Linked DNA regions of Homo sapiens: region 2 is linked to region 1. Evidence: chromatin loops called from intact Hi-C (ENCODE). Cell type or tissue: heart left ventricle. All regions are shown on one strand.

Region 1 (4,000 bases):
AGAAAGAAATGGAGATATTGAGGGGTTAAGTAACTTGCTAAAGGTCACATAGTTTAAAAATGACAGAGCTGGGAAAACCCAGGTGGCTGGGTTCAGCATCCCCATTCTTGAATCCTGTTCTCTGCTGCCCGTATATATCCAATTCCACTGCCTGGTCAAGTCATTGTCTTTCAATTAATAGCCATCTCTTTATTTTCCTCCTGCACAGCAGATTTTTCTTTCTAAGTCACCAACCTCTTTTCTATTATCTCTAATCTAATCTGACTTAAGTAGATCTGATCTCTACTAATTAAAATCCAAACCTTCCAGAACCTCTGAGGCCCTTCAGAATACATCCCTGACTCAACCCCAACCTCATGTCCTGCTACTCTTTATCCAAACACCCTGCCTTTGCCCCCTCCCTCCTCTGGCCTTCCCTTAATCTAATAATAATTACGCTAGCATCAAAGTATTGAGTGTCTAGGATGTATCAGTCTTTGTAATAGGCACTTTATATATTCTCACTCATTATCTTAGCAACCCTACAATGTAAGTATTTGTCATATCCTCTTTTTGCCAATGAGGAAACTTGCACTCTGAAAAATTAAAACTAATCTAAGGTCTCTTTGGAAGCGAGTGGTTGAGTCAGGATTTGAATATAAGTTCTGAATACTTTTACACTGTTGGTGGGAGAGTAAATTAGTTCAACCATTGTGGAAGACAGTATGGAGATTCCTCAAGGATCTAGAACTAGAAATACCACTTGACCCAGCAATCTTATTACTGGGTATATACGCAAAGGAATATAAATCATTCTACTAAAAAGGCACATGCACATGTTTGTTTATTGCAGCACTATCTACAATAGCAAAAACACAGAACCAACCCAAATGCCCATCAATGATAGACTGGAAAAGGAAAATGTGGCACATATACAACGTGCAATACTATGCAGCCATAAAAAGGAATAAGATCATGTCCTTTGCAGGGACATGGATGAAGCTGGAAGTCATTATCCTCAGCAAACTAACACAGGAACAAAAAAACCAAACACTGCATGTCCTCACTCATAAGTGGGAGTTGAAGATTGAGAACACATGGATACAGAGAGGGGAACAACACACACCAGGGCCTGTTGGGGGTGGGGGTGAGGTAAAGGAACTTAGAGGATGAGTCAATAGGTGCAGCAAGCCACCATGGCACAGGTATACCTGTGTAACAAACCTGCATGTTCTGCACATGTTTCCCATTTTTTAAAGAATAAAGAAAAAATAGGTTCCAAATTCACATGCTTTTTCCTATTCAATCAATAAATATATGTAAAAGTATACCAATAAATCTTAGAGTTATTTTCTGGGTTGCAAACGTGCCGTTTGACAATATTGCTGTGCGTGTACCTGGGAAATGCTCCTCAGCATTCCTTAGGACATTTACAAAAGGTGGTGGTAGGAGTGAGGGGTGGAGAGAGGATTACTGAGTTGCAGCTGACTTGATCAGGGAGAGCCAGTGCACTTGGCCACCTGGCTGCACTCAACTCAAACAATCAGGAACTCCAATCCCAAAGAAGCATTAGGTAATCATCATCAGAAAACAAACAAACAAGTGAGTAGCCAATCATATAGCCTGAGCCTTGTAGCTTAAATGAAGGGATGGAAGGTTCATCAGACTCAAAACTCAGCAGCCAGAAACAAGTAAAAATGGTTTTGTTAGAAGTTCCCCTGAAATTCTCTTTTGGCTCCTGCTGTGCAAAGGAAGGAGAACACCTGGCTCCCACAAATTGTGCAAACTATCCCCACATCATAAAGTGAAGGGAAGTAAGACAGCAAGCCTCATAAAGTGTATGTTGGGCCGCTGAGCCTCCTGCTGCCACCCTGATCAATCAGCCAAGTTATCCACATCACCAACACTAGAGGGCACTCTGCCTTCTAGCAGACAAATGCGTGTGCCTGGGCCCTGAGGTTGGGGATTATGTTGTCCACACACAAGATCTCTACTCAGTCCCAATGCAGATCACCCCGATTTATATTTTCTAGTGGGGTACAGGGTGTTATAGCAGACGGGACTTCTTGCTAAGTACAAGAAATAAATGTTTTTCTCCCCAACTGTCATGTCAACTTTTTGCCTGAATCTCAATTCCCTATAAGGGGATGAACAGAAACAACTGCATGTGGTGAAAACTCACCTCAGGCCTCCATATTTTGATCCTGAAATGGAGAGTCCTATTTTTCCCAGTCTTGACGTCTATCCTCAGAGAAAACCTCCCTGGCCACTTATTGCCCTGGCTATAGTCCTCTAATCAGGACTGCTAATTAGAAAAAGTGACTAGAGGTTAAAAAAAAAAAAAGTTTCATTTCATTGAGGCTGTTATAACACAATATCATAAACTGAGTGTCTTATAAACAAAGAAATGTAATCCTCACAGATCTGGAAGCCGGGAAATCCAATATTAAGGAAGAGTCATGTATGATGAGGACCTGCTCTCTGACTCAAAGAAGGTGACTTATTGCTGCATCCTCACATGGTAGAAGAGGAAAGTGGTCTCTCTGAGTTTTGTTTTATGAGGACTCCAGTGACCTCTCAAAGGTCTCACCTCCAGATACCATCACTTTGGGGAGTTAAGATTTCAACATTTGAATTTGGAAGGAACATAAACATTCAAACAATAGCAGAAGAGAATGAATGAACTTAACAGGATGCTAGCTATATGTTACGCAGGTTACTTTGGTCGGGGTGATGGTTTTGAACATATATCTTCTTAATCTTTACAGTAGGCCAATGAGGTCAATGGCACAATCCCATTTTACAGATGATAAAACTGAGGTTCAGGGAGATTAAAGAACATGTCTGGGTACAGCATAGATATGAATAACAATGAGAATTCAAATAGAAAAATAATTCCAAAGGCCATGCTTTAGGCTAGAGGTTAGCAAACTATGGCCAATGGGTCAAATGCAGCTTACCACCTGATTTTGTACTAATGTTTTGCTACAACACTGCCATGCCAATTTGTTTATGTAATTGTCTATGCCTGTTTTTATACCACAACAGTAGAGTAGCATAGTTGTGACAGAGACTCTACGGCCCCCAAAGCCTAAAATATTTACCCTGTGGCCTTTTACAGAAGGTTTGCCAAACTCTGCTTTAGGCATATGTGATTTGAGGCACAAAGAAAAGCCCTAACTTTAAATTTTTTCATAATAGTGCCTAAAATTTTACTTCTACTTCTTTGAGATCAGTATCACCCTAGGACACTATCAAATTTGAGGCATTGAAGCAGAATTATACATCTGCATCATAATTTCTGAATACCTTAAATAGTAATAGGGTTTAGAGCTTGGAAGGAATTGAGGGTTCTGGGAGATTAATTTCAAAACTTCTCATCTGTACAACTGGCAAAGAAGAGGTTCTAAATTTAAAGGACTGTATCACTAAGTACTGTGACATGTTTGGGCTCAAGCAACTTTGCTGTAGGACTGAACTTAACTGAGCGAAACACAGTGGGGCACTCCTGCCCATTTCATAAGAGTGTCATGAATCCTGGGTTTTCCAGCAGCACTGAGAATTCAGAGGAGCTCTGGGTTCCTGGATCAATGCTATTCCAGGGTCTCCAGATCCACCAGCACTGAAAACGTGGTGGAGAACTAGTAGATTGCTTGCTCCACTCACATCTAAAGGGAGTTTCTCAGAGAAGTTGGAACAGACTCATAGCTAGAAACAGCATCTCTGTGGAATTTCCTGGAACTGAGGCTGAGCACTTCCTGCACAGCGAGTGAAGCAGCAAGAAGACAAGAGGATAATCTAAGAGTACGCTTTAGGAATTATCGGAAATACTTTGAATGGGGAAACTATGAAAACTTACACTTCTAGCTCTTTAAGATTTAGCAACTGAGGCTCAGTGCCATTGAAACTAGGTTTTTTAATTTTAATCAAACCATATTTGTACTCACAAGCTGGCAAAGCTAAAAAGCTTTAGTTTCTGTATCAGTCAACTGGAACAATGAGTTGACACCACCACCACCCC
Region 2 (4,000 bases), 200 kb after region 1:
CAGCCAAAAGGCAAAATGAAGCAGCTGTTCTTACAAAAGGCTAACAGTCCTTTACATTTTACACTTAAAAATGTAAAAAAGAAAAAAAAATCTTTGCTCTCAGGACACAGGTGGTAGTTCGTCAACCCCAGGGAAAATACACTGGGTGAACTCTTGGTTTAACTTTAGAAGAGTTAGAAATTGCTTTATTCACCTTCTTTGTTTCACTGACATAAGGGCAGTACCAATAAAAAGAGCTTGGGCTCAGGAGTTATTACACCTCCTGGCCCCAGCTGCTCTACTGTAGTTCTCAGAAAACATCATGACGTCAACCAATACCCAATCCCTACAGAGACCTGTGACTTCCTCAGGATTCTGAAGATAAACAAGTTGCTTAATGTCTGTTCTCTTCCTTGTTATCTTGTGGCAGCTGTCAGGAGGGACACTTGCCTTTCAAAGCCCTTAGAAAACATCATCTTGCTTCCTTTAGAGAATGAAAGCAAGGAGTACCATCTCTTCAATATATTCCTCCAACTGAAAAGTTAATTATAATTGTTATGTCAGTTTTGTGAATGAAATGGTCTGCTGACAAGTGGCTTTTAGAACTGAGCTTAGGCTGTTTTCCATGGTTTCCATGCATGACCCATTAAACATGGCCAGATTGTCTGGCAGGTTTTTGTATCCAGGGCCTCCTGTGCCTTTCTCTTCACTACTGTGAAGATGATGATGCTCAGTTATTCTAAATCCCACCCTAATAAGAACTTCCTAGCAACTGGGAGCTCATTGGACTTCTGTTTTTTTTTTCTCATAAGTATTTCTCTGCCTTATTCATCTGGATATATATATATATATTTTTTTTTTTTTGAGACGGAGTCTCACTCTGTCCCCCAGGCTGGAGTGCAGTGGCGCGATCTCAGCTCACTGCAGGCTCCGCCTCCCAGGTTCACGCCATTCTCCTGCCTCAGCCTCCCAAGTAGCTGGGACTACAGGCGCCTGCCAACACACCCGGCTAATTTTTTGTATTTTTAGTAGAGACGGGGTTTCACCGTGTTAGCCAGGATGGTCTCGATCTCCTGACCTCGTGATCTGCGCATCCCAGCCTCCCAAAGTGCTGGGATTACAGGCATGAGCGACCGCACCAAGCCTCATCTGGATATCTTTAGATGAGTCTGATCCCACTTGGCAGGTAAATTTGGGATATTTGCTCTCAAAGAAGTAGGTATGTAATTTACATGATTATGCAAATGAAACATCACTTCCTTGAGGCAGATCTGCTTGCTCTACCCTGATCGATAACCTTCTTTTTTCAGCACAGCCACATGGATACATATCCATTCAAATAAATTAACATTCCAATCCTGGAAAGCTGATTTCAGAAGAATGAATTGGTAAAATGCTAATAGCAGGTAAAGTGGAGTTCAAACTCACTAATCAAAGAGACATAAATTTAAAACAATTCAGAGCAATCTCTTAGCCATTGAAACTGCAAATCCTTTTGTAAAGGATAACGTTGTGTCAGCTTCAAGGTGATGATGTGGGAATGCCTGCCTAAGCAACACAGCTGGGGCAGTGAAGGCAGAGCATCTGACTTCAAATTCTGAACACTGGCAGTATCCTACTCTATCCCATGAGATAATGTTTAAATAGATCATAGTATGATCTATTTAATAAATAGACAATTATTAAAATTCATGCTCTGTATTAGTCTGTTTTCATGCTACTGATAAAGACATAACCGGGACTTAGTAATTTATAAAGAAAAAGAGGTTTAATGAACTCACAGTTCCATGTAGCTGGGGAGGCGTCAAAATCATGGTAGAAAACAAAAGGCACATCTTACATGGTGGGGGTAAGAGAGAATTGAGGATTAAGTAAAGGGGGTAAACCCCTTAAAAAGCCATCAGATCTCATGAGACTTATTCCCCACCAAGAGAACAGCATGTAGGAAACTGCCCCCATGATTCAATTATCTCCCATGAGCTCCCTCCCACAACACATGGGAATTATGGGAGCTACAATTCAAGATGAGATTTGACTGGGGACACAGCCAAACCATATCAGTCTCTAAGAATAATTAACGATATAGGGAAATGTTCGTGGCATTATACTAAGTGAAGGAATTAGTATACAAAACTGGATACAAAGTATGATCCCAATTTATTTTAAAATATGAATACAAAAATATAGGAGTATGTTTTTGTGTGTTGAATGGCATGTCAAGTGAAGATTCCCTGGATTTACATGTTGAACTAAATTTGCTTAAGCTACTAATTCCATGCCTTATGACAAAGCAAACCTCTTTCTAAGATTTCCTGAGGGATGATATATTCACGGTCATCTCAGCTCCACAATCCTCTTTTTGGTCCTGCATCATTTCAGATTTTAGAGTGTTAGCTCAGCTCCCTCCTCAATTTCTTTAGGTTTTTATTTCTTAGCCCAAACCTCACTATTCAATTTCTACCAAGAAAATAATTACATAAAGAATTCAGGAGTATAATAGAATCAAGCATTTGGAAGAAAGATGCAGGAAAACTTCATACGACAATGTGCAAATCATTACAAACTGAACATTATCATTTTCAAAAATTATGTTAGCTACCTCACCACAGGAAAACTTCCCGTGGCCCATTTGCACATTAAGTCACTCGGTTTCATATTTCATGAGCACATCTTTCCTCATCCTCTCTTTCTTCTCTACCTCTCCTCCATTAGAGCAATAAAATAAATTCTCTCATTTTCCTATGCAAAGCCACTAGACATTCCCTTTTGTAGCTGAGATTCCTGGACAACAGTTCTCTCTAAATCCTGCCTTCTATCCTAGGCTGCTGAACTAGGTATTTCCCAAAGTCAATTCCCACTGTAAGCGTAATCTAGTATACCAATTATTAAAATGGTGGTCCTCAAATCAGCCTGCTCATTGGAATTTGAGAAGTTTTTTGGTCTTATTTTTTATATAAATATTAGTTCCTAGGCCCCTTCAGAAGGTCTGAGGGTGTGGCTTTGTTACAGATTTATCTTTGACATCCATGCAACTCTAGCGTGCAGGATGAAAAGCATGCAGAGTTGAAAAAAAAATGCTGAAATAAAAAGCATTTGCATTGTTACACATATACCATATATCTTTGATTCTATGATGCATTTTTTTACCTCTTGATTTTTTTAAAATTAGGATGCATTTAATAATTTATATCAAAAAGAACTTGCAAGCTGCCAAATAGATTAAGTTGTGACATACTTATCATTTCTTGCAATGCATATGGGAACGGTGCCCAGTCTCTCCAAATATATCATGAAATCTTAAAAGCTTGGAGAGTTTGATGTGACTGATTCATGCATTATGAAGGACTATTATTTAGGCACTGAAAATCCATGAGTAAAAGCTTCTGGCTAAATTTGAAGAGAGGCCTGTGATGTGTAATTCAATAGAAGAAAAAATTATGAGTTTAACAAAATAGGGAATGTGGATAAAATCCCATTACAGTTGACTCTTGAACAATGTGGGGGTTACTGTCTCGGGGTGGCAGAGGTAGAAGACGTAAAGGAGGTGGAAGGGGAGGCAGGAGAGGCAGGCACTCTTGGTGTAATTTGTACTGAAAAAAATCCACATATAAGTTGCCCCATGCAGTTCAAACTTGTGTTGTTCAAGGGTCAACTGCATTGTTTACTATACTTTGACATTAGGCTATATAGATACAGATGTCAAAGAGATCAAGATTTGAAGCACACATTATAGGAGCAGCACAAAACAGAGATGATATGCAGAATTAAGACTGGCCCAAAGTGATTCAGAAGAAACTTTAAACTCATGATGAGAAGGAAACTCATTCTCAAGTGTTATGCAAAGAAAATGGTACACAAATGCCATTTTTTTAGGAAAAAAAGAAATATACTTTTAACTTTGTTTTTCTTGAAATGTAATAAATAGGCTAGGCACAGTGGCTCATGCATGTAATCCCAGAATTTTGGGAGGCCGAGGCAGATCGCTTGACTCCATGAGTTCGAGAACAGCCTGGGCAACATG

The links. Peaks named below come from ENCODE experiments on the same cell type or tissue, not always from the same donor. Only the 100,000 strongest peaks of a DNase experiment are listed, where the experiment ranks them.
Region 2: it touches region 1 in a loop (2.3-fold over the local background); 6 of 110 quality-filtered maps call a loop at or near these places.

The regions. Positions count from the first base shown.
Region 1 is chr9:7,534,421-7,538,420 of GRCh38, reverse strand. No RefSeq gene overlaps it. Among named protein-coding and RNA genes, the nearest start is that of DMAC1, 260 kb to the left of the region's middle. In heart left ventricle, a CTCF peak has its summit at 1,897 (motif pointing right); no DNase peak of the experiment used is centred here.
Region 2 is chr9:7,333,206-7,337,205 of GRCh38, reverse strand. The region is part of intron 2 of LOC105375970 (a long non-coding RNA gene); the gene reads right to left. Among named protein-coding and RNA genes, the nearest start is that of DMAC1, 460 kb to the left of the region's middle. In heart left ventricle, no CTCF peak of the experiment used is centred here; no DNase peak of the experiment used is centred here; H3K27ac peaks cover 940 bases.